Linked DNA regions of Homo sapiens: all the other regions are linked to region 1. A link is a contact called in ENCODE Hi-C or POLR2A ChIA-PET data. All regions are on one chromosome and are shown on one strand. The core of a region is the stretch at or near the end of the contact, and the rest is flanking DNA. Distances in the headings are between cores, read along the strand shown. Region 1 overlaps NOX3 (NADPH oxidase 3). Region 2 overlaps ARID1B (AT-rich interaction domain 1B). Region 3 overlaps IPCEF1 (interaction protein for cytohesin exchange factors 1).

Region 1 (5,146 bases), core at 1,351-3,850:
ACTCCTGGTCACTGAGAAGGGAAGCCAAACTTGACCTCTAGCACCAGTGTCAGAAGCAGAATCTCAGCATTCATCATGAAGATGTGCTCCATGAAGGGGAAGCCCCTCACCAGGCTCGGTGTGTGCTAAACTCACCTAGAGGCGTTTTACAGGGAGCCAGGGGCCCACCTTGACCATCGCCTCCTCAAGGAGAAGGGCAGTGGCTTGCAGTGCCACCTGCCTCCTGCTGGGCAGCACGCCTCTGTACCCCACACTGTGCAAAAGAAAGAACAGAACAGACAGAAGCTTGAAACCAGCAGGATGACAGAAGCTCTGCATAGAGGGGAATCAGGATCATTTTCCAAAAGGAGAATTTCTCTCTGTGAAAAGATAAAGACTGGTGTTTAGAAAATATATTACCTCCTCAATAAATGATCACTCTTATTGTCCTGGTTTTTATTTTGTTTTTGTTAAGGGAATCCTGGATTAATACAATAGCAAATAAGAAGAAATAAAAGAAGAAATATTTCTTCTTAATGATAAGCCTACCTAATGTGTAAAAGTTCTAGTTTAAAGTGATACAGTTATAAAATTGTTTTTCTGGTGAACCATTATAAGGCCAAGACCAGGCTTTGTCAATAATTTTTCATCCTTAAGACATTTTCTGAATGTGATTATCCTCAATGTTAACTATTTCATGACTATATTGCTACTTCGCCCTGTGGCTGAGGACTGATCTCTTTTGGGCCTCCGTTTGGTCTAATTACAGTTAATAATCCTTGTTGGACAACTGAAACATCTGAAACATTCTTTTTTTTTTTTTTTTTTTTTTTTGAGACGGAGTCTCGCGCTATCCTCCAGGCTGGAGTGCAGTGGTGCAATCTCAGTTCACTGCAACCTCCACCTCCCAGGTTCAAGCAATTCTTATGCCTCAGCCTCCCGAGTAGCTGGGATTACAGGCACCTGACACCACGCCCGGCTAATTTTTGTATTTTTAGTAGAGATGGGGTTTTGCCATGTTGGTCAGGCTGGTCTCCAACTCCTGGCCTCAGGTGTTCCGCCCACCTCGACCTCCCAAAATGCTGGGATTGCAGGTGTGAGCCACCACACCTGGCCTGAAACATTATTTAATAGCAGAATGATTCCATAAATTGTGGCCTATCCACACTATGGAATACTCTAAAGACACCAAACAAAATGAAATAGATCATCAGGTATTGACACTGACGGTGCCCGAAGTTATGCTTTAATGAAAAACAAAACAAATTACACTTCCTCTGCCTTCTACACACACACACCCCTATTTATGCATGAATGTGTATAGGTATATGCATATAAATGCATGGAAAAGGAATGGAATGAGACATATTCAACTGTTTAATGGTGAGTTTCTTAGGGAGCAAAGTTGGGGAGGTGTTTAGTTTGGGGAGGGAGGTGAAGGGAGATTTTAAAATGTTTGTGTATTTCATTGGACTCTTTTGCAAGAAGACTGTAGTCACGCAATCTGTGGTTAATAAACCAAGATATTAAACATATTAATACTGGTCACTTCCGCACAGAGCAATGGTGAGGGCTGATGGGGTACTGAGGCCTTTTGAGGCCCTCCGAGGAAAGACAAGAAGCATACATTTCTTTAGGAGAAGCATGAATGGCCCCTCCTAAAGAGGCCAACTGATGGCAGGAATCTTGGTGATTAGTAGAGATGATCAGTTCCAGGAGTAGTCAGAGCTCCAGTGTGAGGGAAAGTGAAAGTAAATAATTTCTCAAAGTAAACAGATTAAATTAAATGCATTTTTCATTCACTAGAAAAGAGAGCAGGCCCTCCTTTGTTTTATTAATATATTTTAGTAGAGTATGGATTTTTTGTCTTTTTTGGCCTCTTTCCCTTGTTCCCACTGGCCCGTGCTGTCTTTTTATTTGAATTATCTGTTTATTATATTAGGTTAAGAACCCAAAGGCCATTTTGCATGGGACACACTATAAATACCCATTATCATGGTTATATATTATGGAGCTGATGAAGGAAGACAATTTATGAAGAAATGAGATTATCTCAGTTCTTGTATAATCTGTTGTATCGTAGTCTGAAGACTACATATGCAGTTAAGAAAACGAACCGCATCTTGCAGTTGGCAGTTGTCTCAGTCCTGACTGCACAGCTGTGATATTAGGGAGAACTAAAATGTGTAAGCCAATCTATTTATGTCAGCAATCCTCCCCCTCCCTCCCCATTCATACACACCTATTTCATTCATCATTTTGACAGTTTGCACAAGCAAACCGTCCTAATTTTTTTTCAAGAGCTCTTTTCACAAATTGAGTGTGATGTAGAATTAATCATACCCGTTAGGCAGGAGGTGGAGGACTTTATTGCTAGAGGGCATTTTTCACCCCCAGCATTCAGCTTCCTCCATATTGCATCACAGAGAATTCTCAACCACCCTCAGCCTTCCCTCATCCCACAGGGGCACAGCGTTCTCAGCTGCCTTCAACTCAGTGAAGTTTGGCTCTTACTTCTGCGTTGAAAATATTTCTTTCATGTATTACAACTTTTTTCCATTTTCATCACAGCAAGCCATCATTATACTTCTTGTTATTTGGCCTTCTTGGGAAATCCCCTCCTGCCCATTCTTCCCCCTCCCCTTCCACTCCCCGCCCCCTCCCAGATCTTTCAAAACAAAAGTACTTAGAAACAAAGATATTTTAAGACATCAGCTTCAAATGGAAAGTACTACTTATGACGCTTCCCACTGAGGAAGTGGCAGGCGCCTTATTGGTTGTGCTCCTGCATTTTACTTAGAAGTTTTCTAGAATAATGCAACAGAGGAGAAGGGTAAAGAAGTTCTAGTTTGCAACGGTGACAATTGAGAAAACTTTGGTGCACATTTTTTCCTATAGACTTGCAACTTGAGTTTTGTGTGTAAAAATGTATGCCTTATGCCAACCAGTGTTTTTACACATGGAGGAAAAAAAAATCCCACCTAATCGCAGTTAACCATTTAAGCTTAAAATTCTGGCTCTCAACGCCTATGCGAGTTGTCCTTTCCTTCCTTATTACAAAAGAGGACAATCTGAAAACTATAGTCCAGACTTAAAATTGTGAAGACACCGTTAGATAAATATGTACTGCTTTGCTCTGTGGCACTTCAAAAATTATATAGACTCTGACAGTTTAGTGGAAGGAGTAGTCTTTATATCTCAAAAGCATGTAGGTAGCCCTGACAAATATTAGTTACATAAGCCTAATAGTAGCTATACTCAAACCAACACAAAGTTGCTTTAAAAGAGAGAAACTTCCTAAACCTGTTCTCATGCCTGCAGACGCTTAAGGAATTGGATCTGAACTGTAATTTTCAGCCCAAACTTTCAATAGCATGAAAACCTCACTTCTTCCATGAAAGAACTTTGAAGCAGAAATCAGAAACACATGCTCAGGTCCTGACTCAGTGGTGAACAAGCTGGGTGACTTTGGACAAATCATCTCCGCTCGAGGTGCAGATACTGACTTTCATGGTCCTATGCAAAGCTAGGAGATTAGGACCTTTAAGTTATTTTATGATTCCACACTTTAGCTTCCTTTCTCCCATATGACATTATTTCTGCCCTTATTTTCACCTGAGTCGTGTCCAAATAGTCCCTCACATTTTTATAAGCGATGAAAACATTGCTTTTATATTTTTTACTCTACTGTTTCTGTTTCTTGGAATAGAGATCAATGTCCCTATTTTATGGTTTTGTGGTGACTGCAGTGCTGAAAGCCTTGAGAAACGCCACAAGCAGAGCCCAGGAATGACAATGGAATGCTGAGAAAGGAGGCAAAATTAAGATTTTGTAGGCTCCTGTATGAATTTTAAAATTTTTGGGGGTTCTTATAAGATTTTTCCTCTATATTCCTAGTAAAATAATTGGAATTTAGTAAAAATCATTGAAGAATTTTTTTGGTTACATAAACAAAACCTTAATACCCTTAAATTTTAAAGAAAATTGTGTACAGAAGCCATTGTTTATTCTTTTTGGACATGTAGACATTTATTCACTCATTGATTTATTCAATATTTTTACTATATATATAGTTATCACATGTTGTATGTGTATATATATATATGTATGAAGATATCCAGAGAAGCTATGTTCAAGGAACTCACAGTCTGTTAGAGAAAATAAGATTATTTCACGAATCTTAATACAGGAAAGATATGTGACATAACAGTAGGGCAGCAAAGGAGTGGTGGAGGTTAAGAGAAGGGGGAGGTGATTGTGAGTCGGGTGTAATGACAATGAGACTTTGCATGTCTCTGAGCAGGACTTGAAATATTAGTTGGATTAGTGAGTGAATGAAAATGAGACACGCTATCCACCACCATCTTCCTGTGAAGCATGAAGTGACTTTTAGTGTCGTGGAAACCATGAAGCAGTGAGCCACCTCTCTGAGTGGGATTTACTTGGTAGGCAGCAAGAGGGAAGGAAGAACTTAGGGTGGCTGAAAAATCATCACGAACCAAAACAAAGCATTGCTGTGAGGTCCAAATATCCCAGTCACTGTTTTGCTTGCTTTGTTAAATATATTATGGCGTAGAGGAAAGAAGATGAGCTTTGGTGCCAGAAGGATCTAGATTCAAACTCTAGTTCTAGTATTATTTAGCTCTCTGTGTGTCAGGGTCCTCATCAGTATTGAGAATATTACCTATCTGAATGAGCTATTATGAGCATTTAGTAAAATGACTGTCATTTCTATTAGCTTTGTGATCAGGCCTTAGTTTTCTCATCTGTAAAATGGGAATAAAAATGATAAGTATGACGAAAAGATGGCATGAGATAGTGCATGTAAAATGCCCAGTTTCCTTCCTGTTAGGTAGTCAGTGCTTGATAAATCTAGGCCATTAGTAATAGCAGTACTGGTAACCTATTTATACCTTTGGTAGATACAATCAGCATTTAGATAATCATCTATATTTCTGTATACACATTTCTATGGTAATATTTCCATATTATTTGTCTTATTTAGCATTAAAACTCCCTGTTGGATATGGATTCTTATTTCTCCGTTATGTGGATCAGGAAACTCAGCTCAGAGAGGTGAACTGCAGGCAGTATTTCAGTCAGGGTGGAATCAGGCATGTTCTTTGATGACAGCAAAATTCAGGTGCCGATTCTATGAGCAGGAATC
Region 2 (5,146 bases), core at 1,235-3,734, 1.6 Mb after region 1:
AGATACTTGTCAAAAATTATTACCCATCTACATGTGAGACCTTCAGGTCTCAGCCTTACTCTTCGTTTACTAATCTGAAGTTTTGGATTTCTGGCGTATGAGAATTTCTGGTTTCCAGCACATCTCTTTCATTTCTGCTTAAATTTAGTAGCTAAATTAATCTGTAGCAAACTTTTCTATGGATTTTTGCAGGTGGGAAAATATACATAAATTCACAATGGATGGACCTTGCCTTCATAGAGGTTAAAAGGAAAATAGACATATATGTGATTATATATACAACAGTAAAATTCTATCAGTCCAGTGCAGTAGTACATAAAGTGCAGTACATTCCAACCATGGGGGGTCAGGGAAGACTTGGAAGCATGACCTCAAAGGGCAAATGTACAGGGAAAGTGAAGGGATCTGTATGAATAAAGGGCTGAAAAAAAATACGGTAGGCTCAGCACAGAAATCATGACAGGGTGCTTCATATTCCAATAATGAGTTGAGGTAAGGGGTGATATCATATGGCAGATTAGGAACAGATTCTCCAAAGCCCTTTATCCCGAGGTAAGAAGTCTAGACCCAGTTCTGTTGGTCTGAGGGATATTAAGCAGAATGACATGTTCAAATCTGTTATCTGAAGAGGACACTGGGGGCACTGTGAGGGAGAATGGGTTGGAAAGAGCCTGGTGTCAAGGAAACCAGTTTCACAGTATTCTAGGCTTAGGAGGAGAGATGCGAGTCTCAGTTAAGGCATTGGTAATGGGAATGGAGGCTAGTCTGTATTTCAGGAATGGTCAGATGATGTTTATAGCCAGCATCTGGTAAGTGCTGATTTCATTCTCATAACAACCATCAGAGCAGACTGTCGTCATATACATGAAGAAGCTGAGGCCCAGAGATGCTAAGAAACTTGTCTAACTTCTCCAAAGCCACTGCTTGGAGGAGTTAAATTTAGTTCTGTTTAGTGTTACCTGAGTCCATGTTTCACTTCCTATTTCTCTCTAGATTTGGAGGAAAAAGCAGTTCTGAAATTGTAAAATTTCTAGCCTGGTGGCTTTTGCTTTCATTAAGGAAGGAGGGAAGAACTTGTCCATTAAATGTTGGTACTCCTGAAGGTTCTGTTTTAGGCTCTATCGTCCTTTGTGATGCCTTTTTATGATAAAACTCAGTCATCCACGCTCACTCAACTGTCATCTAATTGCCTGCGAATCCATGTTCTTTAGTCTCCTGCAACTTGTGCCATGACCTGTATTTCCTGCTGCCAGCGGGTCACCTCCGCGGATATACCACAAGCATGTCAAATTGCCGAGGACACAACCATGCCATTCATTCTTCCCACCAAGCCAAAAGAAAATCTGGGTGTATCTGGACGACTCCTGTCTTCCCCTTCATATGCAGCCATTATGTTTCTAGAGCTAGAACCATCTGAAAATCTTAAGTCCTTTAGGGTTTTTTCGCCCCCTGCCTTTCTCTTTTAGCAAAGATAAATAAAAAGTGAAACAAATTGGCACAACTTGGAGGATGAAGAAGTAGCAAAAGACAAAGCTGTTAGAGGGATAGGAGAAAGTCATTTCAGGAAGGAGGGAATAGACATAACAAGCAAATTTGCCGTTCAGGAAATGTTTTATTTAAGAAAATTAATAATATTTAGAAAATAAATTGGATGGAAATAAATTTTTAACATTCCTTCTCTGATGAAGAACTGACCTAAAATGTAGTTAGTTCTTTATTCTTGCTTTTTAACCTTGTAGATAACATCATGTTAGTCATTTACCCCCATACAAGTTGAGCACTCTGTAAGGGATGTAATTTAAACATGTCTCAAAACCAAAAACCAGTCCATGGGCAGATCTTTTTATTGCGATAATATATAACTACATAACTGTAAATTGGAACCTAAAAATATATATTTAATATGAAATTAATTTTTTTTAATTAACCCAAACTTTAACTTTTTTATAAGGGGTTGTGTTTGAATGCTTTAGCCACTAGGCATGTGTTTTTCTTTCTGATGCTGTTGGAGCTATAAATAGTAGGTAGAACTGAATGAGATGGCATCACATAAACAACAGCCTAGCTTGGTCATTTCTCCTACTCAGATCGCGAGTCAAAATATTAAACAGTGGTGGTTTCAAACTATATGTAATTTCCTCAAAATTATGCTTCTCTAATATTTTTTCCATCGCTTTTTCCTCACCAAAGATTTGTTACCTCTCCCCTTATATAACTCTTGGTCATAACTCAATAAATTATTTTTTTAAGGAGTGGTACGTGAGTTTATGCTGTACGTGGTTTCTTTGGCTGATCTACTTGAGTCCTTAATTTTCTTACAAAAAGTAACCTGGAACTTATGGCTAGAAACGATACATTCTTACAATATTAATGGCCGAAGGAACGTTACTTCTTTGCAGAATTCGATAAAGAAATGAGAAATTCGGGGACCCGGAAACTTTTAGCGCTTGCCCTGAACAGCGGCCCGGAATCTCCCGCCCACCCGTCCCTGCCCGGATGCCTGCGCGGCGGCGGCGTCCTTCCCTCCTCGGCTGCGCTTTTACTCTTGGTCAGGGCCCGCTTGAGAGAGGGGGATTTTAGAGAGAGGGTGTGAAGGACGCAGGACCGCTTTCAGGCCGCCAGCTCTCAGGCCTCGCTTTCCGGTCCTCACTGCGCGTCCACACCTCGCCTTGGTTTCTTTTGTTTTATTCAAGCCCCGGCCCCGCGGTACAGCGGGGAGACTCGCCCGCGCCCACGGAAGAAGCCGAGCTCCTCCGAAGGGAGAACCAGTGATTCCACGGACCCCGGAATCCCCCGGGAGTGGGACCACCAGGCAGCGGGCGGAATTAACCCTGCCGCGGAGGCGCTGGGCGAGGATGAGGGCGGCGAGCGCGGAGGGGACCGAGTCACACAGCAGCCCGGCGGCCTCTGCCGGCAGGCCCCGCTCGCTCCTTTCGGCCCGACCCGGGCGGGGGTTCCGGTGCCGCCCTCCCTACCCCGCACGTAGGCTCGTGGGGGCGGGGACAGGGGGACGAAAACAACCGCGTCCTCAGCCTGACTGAACAGGCTCGGACTCCTCCGACGGCGCCGCGCCGCGCACAGATGAGCCTTTGTGGGACCCCGCGGAAGGAGGCGCCGGCCGCAGCCACATTCCTTTCCGGGCAAGCGCGGCCGCCGCCTGCAGGCACCGTCCGCCCCGCGCGCCCGCAGGCTCCTCCTGGAGGCGGGAGGCGGCGGCCGCTCGCACAGCGTGTTTTCTAAAGTTTCTGCTGACACAGCTTCGCGTACACATGAGCCGGCGCGGCCAGACTCACGCAGGCACCGAGTGTTTCCCCTGCGCCGTCTCGCGCCGCCGCCCCGCTACCTCGCCGCGCGCCCCTAACCTCTGCGTCCCGCGTGGCGCGCCCAGCGCTTAAGGTTTTATTTTTCCCCTACTTCCTTTGGTGCATCTCTTTCCCCCTCTCAAAACCACCACCCAAACTTAAAGGCTGGATGAGTTGGAACCCGTTCGCGTAATTAAAACGAGTGGCTGACGGTGGAAAAGCCAGGAACTACAGACGAAGGACGCCAGCAGGGCCGCGGAGCCCAGGCCGCCAAGAACAGGGCGGGGAGGCGGGGCGGGGCCGCGGAAGGGGGCGAGGTGGAGGGGCGGGGCCGGCGGGAGGTGGGCGGGGCGAGGCTGGCAGGCCGCCGCCATTGGCTGTTACCCGACGCACCGAGGCTGGGCGGCTTAGCCAGGCACTTGGATTCTATTTGTGTAATAGCTGCTTCTTGGAGCCAAGTGCATGCTCATCAACCTTCCTTGCTGGGAAAACCAACTCACAGCATTTTTTAAAAGCCGAGAAACGCCTAGGCTTGTAAAGTTTCATCTCCTGCCTGTGCTTTCCTGTTCTTAATTAAATGCTGAAGAGTCTTGTCGGGATATTACTTTTCATCCTGTCTCTGCCATGGAGACTTTGGGATCACTGGGTGGTCTCTTGGTCACTTGCAGGTGTTTTAGGTAGGATGTTGCAATCTGCAATCTAGGAACATTTGACGACTTTTTCAAGTAAGCTAAACAACACATGAAACTATAGTAGATTAACCAAGACATGCATTTAATCCAACTAGTAGCAATCAGCGACGGCCACTTTGGTTTTACACTTTTTGTTCACTCTGTGAACTATATAATTTGACCATAAATTCTAATTTGTTCTCTTGTTGATAATTCTTATGCAGATAACTTATAACTTATGTGTGTATTTTTATCAGACTCAAAGCAACTTAATTTTGGAATTCTGCAAATTTAATTGATGATCCATTATAACAACGTAGGGTTAGGGTTAGGGTCAGTTTTCGGTGTTGATGTAGAGACAGAATCCAAAAGTATTTTGAAATGTTTAAGAGAAATGGCCTTGAAGAGTTCTGAATATTAACATTCTTCTGTTTTTATGCCTTGTAGTGTTTACCGCACGTGTGAATATGCATAGAAATTTTCATGTAGCAATTTCTGTGTTTGTGATCTGTATACAGATTTTATAAAAATAATAGCAGGGACATTTCTGACCTTGATCATTGTTGTTAACTGATGACATTTGCCAGTTACAGTTTAAATTAAGTTGAATTTATTATTTAGGTGTTTCATAAGAAGGAGTGAGTTGCATACTAGGATATACTCTTGTATTCCATATCCTCTCCTCACTCCGGCGCTTCCTAACAGGAAGAGCAAATGCATTGTGAGGATAAACACTGATTGGTTACTATCTGTAGAGCAGGATTAGCAGCTCTTTTTAGATTTTGAGCTGCAATCTCTTTTAATAGTGCTTAAATTGATGCAGGTCAGTGAATTTTGTGTTTACAGGCTTTTAACTCCCTAGCTTTGTGAATACTGAATTTATGGAAAAGCTTAATTTTCTCTGTATCTCAGAAGGGATATGTACAATTAAAAAAGAAAACAATACAAATTATTTTACATAAACTGGAGCAATTTGGAAACAGTGTAATAAGGGTTGAGTAAAAGATTTCTCCCCATCGTCGTGGCATATTCTACTGTTACACTTACCTGCCATTGCTCATAATGGGTCTGACGTTGTAGGTACATCTAAGTGTGGTTTGCAGTCACTATTTTATGTTATTTGGAAAGTCTTGGATTTTAAAATGTTAACCCAAATAAATATCAACAAGGCAT
Region 3 (5,146 bases), core at 1,751-4,250, 1.2 Mb before region 1:
TTCTCCTCTAAGAGAATCATAAGCTGAATGAGCTGATGAGGCCAAGCCAGCCCAATCTGGAAGCCTGTGTGGTTCAGAAGGACTTCCTTTAAATTCTATGAAGACAGGGACAGCAGCCAGAACATATTTGCTAAATAATTTGATTCCCGGAGAAGATGAACATCCTCCTTCTATCTGAGCTTTATTACTTCCCACAGACATGCCAAGCTCCATCAGCGTCCAATCTTTCCAACAGCCTCTGGAAATGCCCTGACCACTATTAAAAGGTAAATCAGTAGGTTCTCTCATGTTATAAAAGATGTAGAGGACTATCGCTTGCCACAACTACCCCAAAACAAAGGCCTGAAATAATATGAGACAAGAAAGAGACATTTATATTAACCTTAGTTCCTCTTAAGAAGGAAGCTGTATTTGTTTAGGAAAACTCTCTTACAATAGAAGGCAAGACCACAGACCCAGGTTGCCTCAATTTGGGTAAAACCATACATGCTAGACAAGATGAAGAATGTATTCAGGAGGGGAGAAGAAAAGAGAGAAAAAGGATGCCAGTGGAAAACTGCACACTCTGCCAGTGACTTTTTGTGAATCCCTTAAAACTTTGATAAAGTTGTTATAACTCACCAAATGCTTGGAAAAAAAAAATGTATTTTTATGGAACCCAAAGAGGAGCTTTGTGCCACATTTTTCATGAGGTGAAGCTGGAGCAATAAGTTTGGGGGCAGAGCAGCAGAGAGGAGAGTGCTTATTCCCAGCACTGGAATTGGATTTGGGTCTGGTTTAACCAAATCTTTAATGAACAGGTGCCCAGGGCTATGTGAGCAACGAAAATTGATTAGTGGCCAGTGAATGTAAATTTATCAACTAAAAATTTGGCCCACAAACAATATGCAGTACTTATTTTGCATTTATAAAGTTACATGATGTACAGCTCTGTTGCTTGAATGACATGCATGCCCACGTCATTTCACAAGAAGAATGTCACATAAAAAGAACTTTCCTGGCTTATAAGCAACTCCTAAGTACTTTTCCCTTAATTGACTAAAGGCCCTCCAGTGCTGATCTTCACAGTACTACAAAGGGACTCACACTCTCCTGAGAGCAGCAATCAAACCTCACTGGGTTTGTGGAGAGCATTCCTCCTTGGAAACGTCTCCTCATTCGACATTCAACAACATCGTCATTTTCAACATGATTCAGGTCACGAAAGATCAGCACACTTTCTAAGAATAACTTTATTTCCAGCCATTTTCAAAAGAAAACTAGCCTGGGATGCAGACCACAACAGTATACCGACTTTTTAAGGAATAAACTAGGCAACTATCTTTTCAAATGTTGTCTAAGCACGACTAGTTTAATGCCATCACAGAGCACACCAGGGGACAAGAGGTGACAGTCGCCAATGCAAAGCTGGCATAGGGGTTAGCGATTCCAAACCAACCCATTTGATAAAGAAGGTCGGGGGAAAGAAGGGGAAGAAGAAAGTAAAGGAGGAGAAATTGAAAAAGCTTCTCTGAATTGAATCAACTGACACCCTTGTAGGTCGTGAAGCCGAGTCTCCTTTTAGTAGAGAGACCTTAACTATGTAAAGGTGCCATGTTAAGTGATGGCCACATAAATCCTGAAACTATTAGAATCCCTCGTGGAATAGTAACATTAATAACAGAACTTAAAAGTCTCCTTTAGCAAGGATGTAAATGTCGACACTCCCTTCCTCCCCAGCCAGAGTAGTCAAACAGGATGGGTTTCTTCTCCATAAAACACAGAAGCATAACCTACATATCTACTGCACCAGAAATGGCTTCTATAACTTATTTGTTTATTTACTCCGCTCCAATTCCCAGAAATCAAAATGAACTTTCCCATAGGGATCACCTGATGCCTTTAACGTATCCCTCATTAAAACGGCTGGGAATAGGAGGAAGAAAGCAGACTCACCATTTGATTGCTATACCAGTACAGTGACGACCCCTTCAGTATCACCCAGAACTTTTTCCATTTGTTGCTTAGGAAACTTCCCTTTTCCTTTTTCTTATACAGCCACCCTTGGCAGTCAGCATGGCCCAGATCTTTACACGATATCCTCCTCCGACTCATCGTGAGAAAACCTGCAATGATTACATGAAGAGGTAGATAATGTATTACCCTGATTTGGTAGGTAAAGTATTATCCTGATTTATGTGACAGAGTGAAAGGCAACTTTTAATTGTTAACCCCCCGGGGAGCTGGATTTTTCACCAAGATTTATGCAAAGCCTATGCAAAACCTATGCAAAACCAATGCAAAAAAAAAAAAAAAAAGCCATGTGTCTGTTTTATTTTTAAACATTTGTTTCATGCTTAGAAGGTATAAGATACGGCCAAAGAAACAGCGCAGCAGGAGTAATATGCAAGTATTAGTCTAAGAATAGTATTCACCAAGAATAAGTTGAAAATAATTAAAATTGTAAGGCTGGCGGGCATATCAGTGCAGTAACATAGCTCCTCTCAACAATAACAGCCGTAGTTATGCAATAGATGTTGAAGGGTTAATGCCCACCTCAATACACAGCTACTTCCCGACTCACTGCCAGTTTTTCTAAGCTCTTTTGACATACCACGAGGGATTAATCCAAATGAACAACATGTCGTCATTTCTTAAAATCGATTCAACAATAACCAAAAATTAATCTGCCGTCCACCTCCTCTTATTAGCATTAAGACAGACAGAAATCTGATCCCAAGGAAGGCACCCCGGAGAAAAGCCACACTCAACGTACACAAAATGGAGATAAAGAAACAAAAGAGATCTAATTACCTTGAGTTTTCCTCCTGGGCTTCTGACGCAAGGGAACCTGCTGAAAATGCAGGAAGGAAAGAAAAGAGGAAATTTCTGATTGTGTTGTAACATTTGTAAAGAGAGAAGGAGGGAGGAGGTGGCAGTGTTTATGAGCAGGATGGAATCTAAAAAAAAACTCTCCAGGCAGAGCTTAACGGGGAGCTACTAGCTGAGGCACAAAATGTGCTAATTAGAATCAATATACATTGAGCTGAACCTGAAAAAAAAAAAAAGTCACAGAGCATTTATCACTGATGTTTCCTGTTCCCACCCACAAGCCGCTCTCACTACTACTTTAGTTATGATAGCACAGTGTTCACGGAAGTTTTAAAAATCAAAAAATATTTCCCCTTTTGTGTTTTTGTGAGAGAAGGAAAAATATATCTGCTTCTTTTGCAATTTCTAAATAACAATGATTATTCAGATAAACCTGGAAGATAATTGTTACAATCTCAAAATATTAGAGTCACTTGACTATTCAGCTCATAGTCCTGCTACCACGTAGGGTTAGACCTAAACCACATGAATTAAATATCCCAGAAAATGAAATTCCACAACCTCTTTCAGTGAGAGTTCAGTAGCAATCAACCCTCCTTATCAGGAAATTCTTATTTACAGACAAATTAAAGTTTGTTATTCTGTCTTTAAATATCTCTGAATATTTCTCACGTTTTATGGAAGATAAATTAGTTACCACCTACTATTCTGTACTAGCTCTTCAAATCAGACATAAGACAACATATATGAAATATACATTTTTTCCACAATACATTTTAAACAAACATACAATCAGACTATCAGCAAAAATAAAAAATATTTTTAAGTGCTTTAAAATACGTGTGTGTGTGTGTGTGTGTGTGTGTGTGTGTAGAGAGAGAGAAAAAAAATTTTGCTTAAAGAAGTTCTATTTGTTTTTTCTTTACAAATATCTAAGCTGAACTGATTTAAATTTGAAAGACAACCTTTTCCGTTAACAGGTAGAGAACTCAGGGGAAAAAACGTGTGAAAATGAAAAGCAGTTCCAAAATTTGGTATGTAATCTTAGTACAGCATTTTATAATGTTTTCTAGAGGTTCCTGGCTTATAGTCTACATATCTAACTATTGATCTGATAGCTATTGTATATGGTTCTACTGTATGTTTGAAGAAGGGATATGACATAGTGAAAAGAGGAGAAGGTCTTTAAATCCAGAGGCCTGGAACCAATTCCTGGCTATTATAATTAGTAGCTGTGGTGCCCAAGAAAATAGCACTCTCTGAATCTGCTTCTTCATTTATAAAATGAAGATATTGATAATAATTCTAATCCTATAGGTCTTATAAAGATTTTACAAGATTTATTTGTGAAAATCCTCTGAGAACTAAACAACATCCCTTTATATGAGTATGTGTAATATAATATTATATCGTTGAGATAAACAAATACTTTATATCTAATAAACAGAAAAAAATCATAATTTTTATAAGTATGATTTATGTATCCTTCAGCAATTACAACGAAGCTAAAGTGTTTAAATTATATTTCCTGGGAAATATAGATCCCAAGAAATATTGCACTGACATTTCATCTGACCAATGTTAGAGTAAAATTTATCCCCCCCAAAATTAATCATCCATAAAGATGGCAGTAATTACCTTAAATTTTAAGCAAAGATAGACATGTTATAATCATGGCATGTTACTAAAATCCAGGCAAGTTATCATGAAAAGGACCTAGTCTCAGCCTCACTTCACAAATATCTCCCACACTGACCTGTCTTGTGTTCTAAAGTTCCTATCATTCCCTCAAATCATCTCCTGGGACCTTTTTTTGATATGCCAATTCTCTGAGATCAGTAAAACCCAACTAGTACCTATTGGCAAAATATTTTTGCCCAAATATGTATATTATTTGAGTGGCTAAATTTTAGCTGAGAGCCAGGACTAAAGACAAAGAAGAGAATTCGTGAATGTAGATGCTGGGTAAGATTTGGGAAATCTGGGGTCCAGGAGTCCCTAGCAAGCACTTGAGACAAACCAAGAACCAGGGGAATAGGGAGAAAAGGGCGTTGTTAACAGTCATTCCTAGAGTGCTCAGGCCTCCAATGAACAAGATGAAATTACATTAGTTCAAACAAGAAGAGCAGCCTTCAGATGAACAAATGAGAGGAAAGTCCCTGGAGGGCAGCGATGGGATCAGCCAAGGCAGAGAGGAAGTGATGCTCCTTCCATCGCTCCCAGCTGGGTACCAGTGAGTATCCTCCACCCATTCCTTGTGAGCACCCAGTGGGACTGGAGCCCTCCGGCTCCACCTTAGGGCTACTTCCAGGGAAAGCCCCAAAATGTGAGCTTT

The links. A loop is a pair of places that touch in the nucleus more often than their neighbours do. ChIA-PET counts read pairs that join two places held with the same protein, here RNA polymerase II (POLR2A). Pooled maps may share reads with other maps.
Region 2: a map of naive thymus-derived CD4-positive, alpha-beta T cell shows a loop between it and region 1 (14-fold over the local background). The contact joins two enhancer-like sites. A Hi-C loop is called at or near these places in 1 of 168 maps with a recorded cell type or tissue (naive thymus-derived CD4-positive, alpha-beta T cell) and 9 of 50 pooled maps. POLR2A ChIA-PET finds 5 or more read pairs at or near these places in 1 of 52 experiments (OCI-LY7).
Region 3: a loop to region 1 is called in a map of naive thymus-derived CD4-positive, alpha-beta T cell, with 4 times the contacts of the local background. The contact joins two enhancer-like sites. A Hi-C loop is called at or near these places in 1 of 168 maps with a recorded cell type or tissue (naive thymus-derived CD4-positive, alpha-beta T cell), 1 of 37 single-sample maps with no recorded cell type and 8 of 50 pooled maps.

Annotation. Positions count from the first base shown.
Region 1 is chr6:155,415,956-155,421,101 of GRCh38, forward strand. The region is part of intron 10 of NOX3 (NADPH oxidase 3); the gene reads right to left. Among named protein-coding and RNA genes, the nearest start is that of NOX3, 37 kb to the right of the region's middle. RefSeq lists enhancers at 2,347-2,496, 2,597-2,656. Within about 2 kb of position 2,601, at least 9 of the 41 ENCODE cell types and tissues checked have a DNase peak (open chromatin) inside an H3K27ac peak, as active enhancers do; they include OCI-LY7, where a contact is called at or near this core.
Region 2 is chr6:157,018,552-157,023,697 of GRCh38, forward strand. All of the region lies in intron 4 of ARID1B (AT-rich interaction domain 1B), which reads left to right. Among named protein-coding and RNA genes, the nearest start is that of MIR4466, 240 kb to the left of the region's middle. RefSeq lists an enhancer at 543-592 and silencers at 2,815-3,334, 3,635-3,724. Within about 2 kb of position 2,485, at least 40 of the 41 ENCODE cell types and tissues checked have a DNase peak (open chromatin) inside an H3K27ac peak, as active enhancers do; they include OCI-LY7, where a contact is called at or near this core.
Region 3 is chr6:154,244,656-154,249,801 of GRCh38, forward strand. IPCEF1 (interaction protein for cytohesin exchange factors 1) reads right to left here. Exons shown (of 12, transcript NM_001130700.2): 4 at 2,794-2,833; 5 at 1,936-2,105. It also overlaps a transcript of OPRM1 not described here. Among named protein-coding and RNA genes, the nearest start is that of IPCEF1, 110 kb to the right of the region's middle. Within about 2 kb of position 3,001, at least 5 of the 41 ENCODE cell types and tissues checked have a DNase peak (open chromatin) inside an H3K27ac peak, as active enhancers do.